3 separate regions of the Mus musculus genome follow, and all the other regions are linked to region 2. Evidence: chromatin loops called from intact Hi-C (ENCODE). Cell type or tissue: left cerebral cortex. All regions are shown on one strand. Region 1 has its middle 40 kb from the start of 4930467K11Rik. Region 2 overlaps Duxf3. Region 3 has its middle 49 kb from the start of 4930467K11Rik.

Evidence for each region. A loop is a pair of places that touch in the nucleus more often than their neighbours do. Peaks named below come from ENCODE experiments on the same cell type or tissue, not always from the same donor. Only the 100,000 strongest peaks of a DNase experiment are listed, where the experiment ranks them.
Region 1: a loop joins it to region 2, with 10 times the contacts of the local background. A loop is called at or near these places in 14 of 42 quality-filtered maps.
Region 3: it touches region 2 in a loop (8-fold over the local background); 14 of 42 quality-filtered maps call a loop at or near these places.

Annotation. Positions count from the first base shown.
Region 1 is chr10:57,444,885-57,447,384 of GRCm38, reverse strand. No RefSeq gene overlaps it. Among named protein-coding and RNA genes, the nearest start is that of 4930467K11Rik, 40 kb to the left of the region's middle. In left cerebral cortex, no CTCF peak of the experiment used is centred here; a DNase peak (open chromatin) is centred at 1,496.
Region 2 is chr10:58,230,284-58,232,783 of GRCm38, reverse strand. Duxf3 reads left to right here. Exons shown (of 1, transcript XM_030245412.1): 1 at 1-2,500. The coding sequence starts at 109. The coding sequence ends at 2,133. Among named protein-coding and RNA genes, the nearest start is that of Duxf3, 1.6 kb to the left of the region's middle. In left cerebral cortex, no CTCF peak of the experiment used is centred here; DNase peaks (open chromatin) are centred at 27, 639, 817 and 1,479.
Region 3 is chr10:57,436,560-57,439,059 of GRCm38, reverse strand. No RefSeq gene overlaps it. Among named protein-coding and RNA genes, the nearest start is that of 4930467K11Rik, 49 kb to the left of the region's middle. In left cerebral cortex, no CTCF peak of the experiment used is centred here; a DNase peak (open chromatin) is centred at 1,046.

The DNA of each region.
Region 1 (2,500 bases), 790 kb after region 2:
GCTAAAGTGATGCTTCCAAAATGGTGAGACAGTAGGACAGTTGTGATAGAAGTCATGTGAATAAGAGTCACAGTAGTAAGGAATATCTCAAAGGAAGGCCTAGCAGATTACGTAAAAGACAGCGAATTCTGCATTGATGCTGTGGCCTTGGCTGGGGGAGAGGGACCCTGCACTTCAGAGAAGTAAGAAAAACAAATTGGAAAAATTGTAGGCATGTTTATCTTGTAAGTTAAATAAGTAAATTCTGTAGGGTGCTCACAATATGTTGTTAATATGTTGTTGCCATTTATATGGGCGTATGTGTGTGTGTGTGTGTGTGTGTGTGTGTGTGTGTGTACATTCTGAAGTATTTTAAAGCTCCTGATAGTATCCATCAGAAAACATTCGCTGGAAAAGGGATAAGGATAGAAAGATGACTCAGTGTTTAAGAACAGTATTGCTCTTGTAGAGGACCTGATTTTGGTTTCTAGCACCCAATACTACTCTATTCGTGGCTGCTTACAACTCCAATATCAGGGTATCTGGCACTTTTGGCCTCTAGGTCATCCATACTCACATGCATATACCTCTTACACACATAGCTAATTAAAAAAATATTGTAAAAATTGAGAGCTTCAGCGTTTGTATATAGGCAAATTATGTATTTTATGTAAATGCATAAAAGTGTTTAGGATTCTCAACTCAGGGAAACCCTAGGCCTAGTTTTGTCTTCATTTCTCTTGTGTAATATGTATCCACTAATCCTTAGTTTCTTCCTTTAAACCACAGGAATGATAATAGTAATTTATAAAAACAAAACTCCAGAGCATCCCAAAACTTCCTTGGACTTAAAGGAATGGACTGTGTAAAAACATTTAAAACATGTCCTTACATGTACAGTATATATTCAGCATTTCTATTATATTCATGATTGAAAATACTGCATAAGAATTCTTAGCTTTCCTTATAGTTTTTCACCCCCAAAAAGAATTCTTTCCCTGCTCATTTAGCCTTGCCTGATCCATCACTTTCTGAAGGGTTTTGGCATTTCTAGAAAGGAGTTTAGATTGTTTGTGATGCCAGGTCAGGAGATAAAATGGAGACGTGGGGAGGATAGATGGTCGGCTGATTTCATTCTGTGAGTTAGAAATCATGGACCAGTTTAGGAGCAAAGATCAGGTGTGGAGGGAAATGAAGACAGAGAAGGAAGCATGAGGAAAGAAGAGAGAGCAGGGTTTTGGGGATTAGAAACCAGGAGATTGGGGGCTAGTGAGATGGCTCAGTGGGTAAGAGCACTGGTTACTCCTTGAGGTCCTGAGTTCAAGTCCCAGCAACAGCATGGTGGCTCACAGCCATCTGTAATGGGATCTGATACTCTCTTCTGGTGTGTCTGAAGAGAGTGACAGCATACTCACATACATAACTTAAATAAAAAATTCTTTAAAAAAAATGAGGAGATTGTGCATTAGGCATTCCTGAAAATTGGGGGGAGGGGCAGGTAGAAAGATACCAGAGACAACGGTGGCATTGCTGTCATTGTGGACCATGCATCTGGATTTCTTCTTCATAGTCTTCAACAAGCTTAAGCAAGGTACTTGGAGTCAAGACTTGTATTCTGCTGTATGGAATGTGCCACTCTTCCAGCTGCTGGTGTTGATTGGCAAGGCAAAATTGGGTACATGGCAAAGTGCCCCCTTTCATGTGTGCACTGTTAACTCACAACACAGTGTTTGGTACCTTGCATCACACTAATGTTTGTAACGCTGTAGGAGTCCTGATAACCATGACCAGTTCTGTGCCCCATTTTCACATGGGTCATGGTGGCATTATCATTTTTCAGGTTGTTCGGGCCTACATAACATTCTAATCTCTTACTAAATCCCATCCACATTTACTCAGAAAAATACCACGCTCCTATTATAATTGCCTCAGTTTAATGGCTCCTCTTAAATGTCTACTCGGGTTAGGCTGGTAGCATGGCCCCCTCTGAGAGGCTGAGCTTCACAGTGGAAGAGATGGAGAGTTTGAGAAGGAACAGTGCTCTAAATCCTTTCTCTTGGTTCCAGTTGAGTTGTAATGAACAACAACAACAACAACAACAACAAAAATCTAGCTGGTGGACGGTCTAAGTGTTAGCTCTTTTCCTGCTGAGACTCTTGGGACACTTGACTGGGTCTATGGCAAGGATGCTGAACCCCATGAACGATCAGATTTGGTCAACCTGGAGCCTATCTGGACTATGGAAGACCACTTTCCAGAAGCCAGACTTGTAATTTACTAGCAGTGGTAGGATAGAGAAGAATGTGCAGCCTTGGCTTGATTGATCATAAAAAGGAGGCAGGAGGAGAAATGTCAGCATTTTCGCGGTCAACTCCTGTTCCCCAAAGCTTTAATCTAAGCACGAGCCAGGTATCCCTCACCTTTGTACTGTGGCCCCAATGCTTATATTTTCTCTAAGTTTAATACAAAGTGCCTAAGTCTGGAAACCTGCTAAAAGGCAAATTTCCCTCGGCACCAATGT
Region 2 (2,500 bases):
GTGGTCACAGCCACTCTGCTGGCAGTTGCTGCAGCTTGTGTTTGTTCTGAAGCTGTCCTGAGTCGAGTCTCCCAAGGTAAGGACTCCTGGGAGGCCGTCATTGGCACCATGGCAGAAGCTGGCAGCCCTGTTGGTGGCAGTGGTGTGGCACGGGAATCCCGGCGGCGCAGGAAGATGGTTTGGCAGGCCTGGCAAGAGCAGGCCCTGCTATCAACTTTTAAGGAGAAGAGATACCTGAGCTTCAAGGAGAGGAAGGAGCTGGCCAAGCGAATGGGGGTCTCAGATTGCCGCATCCGCGTGTGGTTTCAGAACCGCAGGAATCGCAGTGGAGAGGAGGGGCATGCCTCAAAGAGGTCCATCAGAGGCTCCAGGCGGCTAGCCTCGCCACAGCTCCAGGAAGAGCTTGGATCCAGGCCACAGGGTAGAGGCCTGCGCTCATCTGGCAGAAGGCCTCGCACTCGACTCACCTCGCTACAGCGCAGGATCCTAGGGCAAGCCTTTGAGAGGAACCCACGACCAGGCTTTGCTACCAGGGAGGAGCTGGCGCGTGACACAGGGTTGCCCGAGGACACGATCCACATATGGTTTCAAAACCGAAGAGCTCGGCGGCGCCACAGGAGGGGCAGGCCCACAGCTCAAGATCAAGACTTGCTGGCGTCACAAGGGTCGGATGGGGCCCCTACAGGTCCGGAAGGCAGAGAGCGTGAAGGTGCCCAGGAGAGCTTGTTGCCACAGGAAGAAGCAGGAAGTACGGGCATGGATACCTCGAGCCCTAGCGACTTGCCCTCCTTCTGCAGAGAGTCCCAGCCTTTCCAAGTGGCACAGCCCCGTGGAGCAGGCCAACAAGAGGCCCCCACTCAAGCAGGCAACGCAGGCTCTCTGGAACCCCTCCTTGATCAGCTGCTGGATGAAGTCCAAGTAGAAGAGCCTGCTCCAGCCCCTCTGAATTTGGATGGAGACCCTGGTGGCAGGGTGCATGAAGGTTCCCAGAAGAGCTTTTGGCCACAGGAAGAAGCAGGAAGTACAGGCATGGATACTTCAAGCCCCAGCGACTCAAACTCCTTCTGCAGAGAGTCCTTTCCTTCCCAAGTGGCACAGCCCTGTGGATCGGGCCAAGAAGATGCCCGCACTCAAGCAGACAGCACAGGCCCTCTGGAACTCCTCCTCCTTGATCAACTGCTGGACGAAGTCCAAAAGGAAGAGCATGTGCCAGTCCCACTGGATTGGGGTAGAAATCCTGGCAGCAGGGAGCATGAAGGTTCCCAGGACAGCTTACTGCCCCTGGAGGAAGCAGCAAATTCGGGCATGGATACCTCGATCCCTAGCATCTGGCCAACCTTCTGCAGAGAATCCCAGCCTCCCCAAGTGGCACAGCCCTCTGGACCAGGCCAAGCACAGGCCCCCACTCAAGGTGGGAACACGGACCCCCTGGAGCTCTTGCTCTATCAACTGTTGGATGAAGTCCAAGTAGAAGAGCATGCTCCAGCCCCTCTGAATTGGGATGTAGATCCTGGTGGCAGGGTGCATGAAGGTTCGTGGGAGAGCTTTTGGCCACAGAGAGAAGCAGGAAGTACAGGCCTGGATACTTCAAGCCCCAGCGACTCAAACTCCTTCTGCAGAGAGTCCCAGACTTCCCAAGTGGCACAGCCCTGTGGATCGGGCCAAGAAGATGCCCGCACTCAAGCAAACAGCACAGGCCCTCTGGAACTCCTCCTCCTTGATCAACTGCTGGACGAAGTCCAAAAGGAAGAGCATGTGCCAGCCCCACTGGATTGGGGTAGAAATCCTGGCAGCAGGGAGCATGAAGGTTCCCAGGACAGCTTACTGCCCCTGGAGGAAGCAGCAAATTCGGGCATGGATACCTCGATCCCTAGCATCTGGCCAACCTTCTGCAGAGAATCCCAGCCTCCCCAAGTGGCACAGCCCTCTGGACCAGGCAAAGCACAGGCCCCGACTCAAGGTGGGAACACGGACCCTCTGGAGCTCTTCCTTGATCAACTGCTGACCGAAGTCCAACTTGAGGAGCAGGGGCCTTCCCCTGTGAATGTGGAGGAAACATGGGAGCAAATGGACACAACACCTGATCTGCCTCTCACTCCAGAAGAATATCAGACTCTTCTAGATATGCTCTGACTCCCTGACAGTACCTCTTGCTTCTAGAAACCGGAAAGGCCAAAGTCCTGAAGAGACCCGATTTGGAACTGGAGAAGTGACCCATCCCAGCAAGGATGTGCATCAAAAACCCAACTCCAGTGACTTCCCGAAATGCAAGGTGTCTCGCTAACTATAAGGATTGATTGCAGGTGGGGATAATAATGAAGTGCCTTCTCCAGGGCCCGGGGATTAGGAAATCAGCCCTGAAAGTGAGAGACTCTGCTACAGGGACAGATGGAGAGGCCAATAGTGACTCCTCAACAACAAGGAGCCTAAAGATAACGCCAAAAGAAGGGCTACACCAAGTGACTGGCTCCAGTGGACCCCAGGAAATCACACGGGACAC
Region 3 (2,500 bases), 790 kb after region 2:
CGAAGTTTTCTTCTAAAATTTTGTTGAAGATATTTACTGGCCCTTTAAGTTGGAAATCTTCACTCACTTCTATACCTATGATCCTTAGGTTTGGTCTTCTCGTTGTGTTCTGGATTTCTTGGATGTTTTGGGTTAGGAGCTTTTTGCATTTTGCATTTTCTTTGATTGTTGTGCCAATGTTCTCTATGGAATCTTCTGCACCTGAGATTTTCTCTTCTATCTCTTGTATTCTGTTTGTAATGTGTATCTATGACTCCTGATCTCTTTCGTAGGTTTTCTATCTCCAGTGTTGTCTACCTTTGTGGTTTCTTTATTGTTTCTATTTCCATTTTTACATCCTGGGTGGTTTTGTTCAATTCCTTCATCTGTTTGGTTGTGTTTTCCTGTAATTCTTTAAGGGATTTTGTGTGTGTGTGTGTGTGTGTGTGTGTGTGTGTGTGTTTACTCTTTAAGGTCTTCCACTTGTTTACCTGTGTTAAGTTGTAGTTCTTTAAGGGATTTATTTAGGTCCTTCTTAAATTCCTCAATCATCATCATGAGATGTGATTTTAAATCAGGGTCTTGATTTTCTGGTGTACTAGGGTAACCAGGGTTCACTGTGATGGGAGAAGTACTCCTGAGAGACCACTTCTCTTCAGGAGGATTTGGGATGGAGAGATGTGGTATAGCATCTGCTCTGGGGTGCAGACAGAGACCAGAAGGATCCTTTCCCCAGATAATCCTTGGTTCCTGTGTCCTGATGGCTCTGTGAGGGTCCCTCTTGGGCCAGGAATTTGAAGAGAAGTGGTGGTCTTATCTATGCTTGCAGGTTTGTAGGCACTCCTGGGAGACCAGCTCTCTCCTGGTCGTATTTTGTATGTAGCTCGGTGGTACATGATCAGCTCTGGGCACAGAAGGAGACTGGAAGAATCCTGTTTCAGGCAGCCCCTCAGTTCCTGTGTCCTGAGGGTTCCAGGTGGGTTACTCTGAGCAGCAGTGGTAGTCCTACCTGCACTCACAGGCCTTTTCACACTCCTGGAGGCTTGCTCCTTCTCAGAGCTATTTGCCTGTGGAGCCCTGTGGCAGAGGATCTGCTACAAGTGGACAGAGAAACCAGAAGCTCTGTTCAGCTTACTGTGTACTCCTCTGGTGTTCTAAGTGAATCTTCCACCAAGAGTTTTTTAAATAAGAATTTTCTGGATTTTAAACACAATAGAACTTTCTTTAGCGAAAGCTTCCAAGGATTCAAAGGCAGGGGCAGAAGAGATGACTCAGTGGTGAATAGCACATTGCTGCTCTTGCAGAGAACCTGAGTTTGACCCTCAATATCCATGTCAGATGCTTCCCAATCCTTTGAATCTCTAGTTTGTGGAGACTCTGCACTTCTGGCTATCTTAGTATCTACATTCACACACATACACACACACACACACACACACACACACACACACAAAAACACACATTCACGCACAGACCCTTCTACAATATAATGAAAAACTTAATAAACATTCAAGATTAAATGAATTAAAATGAGTTCTTGATGCAGGCTTTCAAAGGAACTTTTTTCATTCTTTGGCTTTGTGTCAAGTTCAGAGAAAAAGCTTGGTGTTCTTTCTCTCCCAACGCATTATTATTATTTAACTTAAAATTTCATTATACTATGTTACAAATGCTCACATGTCATGTACTTTGCGTATATTCTCCCTCCTCACTACCAATCCTCTCTTTTCTCCCCCTTAATCATTTCCCCTTTTGATCTTCCCTCTGTTCCCCCCCACACATATTTGCTTCCGTGGTTACATCATCTGTACATATATGATTTTATATATTTATATAAAACATAGGGCCCGTAAATGAGAAACACATGCAATTTTTTCTGATACTGATTTAAGTCACTTAATAAAACTATCTCCAACTGTTTACATTTTCCTGAAAACTATATAATTTTTTTCTGTACGGCAGAAAAGTTATGTATTTTGAATAACAAATTTATTTAATTGCTTTCCAGCCTTCTGACCAAGATCATATGTGCAAAATTCTTTTAATTTTTTCTTCAATTTTAAGATTATAAGATATTCTATATTTTAGATTCTTCTATGTTACAATGCATATTATATTTGTTTTCAGTTACTTTATTATATAACAAACTTACAAACTTGAAGTAGACATCTTATTGTATTTATAGTTACATTTTCAATACTTATTGTGTTATTATATAGCACATTACAGCCATGTACAGATGAGAGATTGAACATCGTCACCATTAGCTGCTTGTATGGTGGTCATCCAACTCTGCCTTGATGCTTTCATCATTCAGCATTTTGAAGTAGGCTGATTAAGTTATAAAACTCCCTTAACAAGATCTGGACTAAATACTTTTGGTGTTCAGTAACTGAATTTTCATTTCAGCTATGTTAACGAGATGGGCCAGGGCAGAAAAACAATTGTCCATTTTTTTTTTTTTTTGCCTATTTTGCCTATTATTTTTGCCTAACTCCATAATAGGCAAATGTTCTTTTGC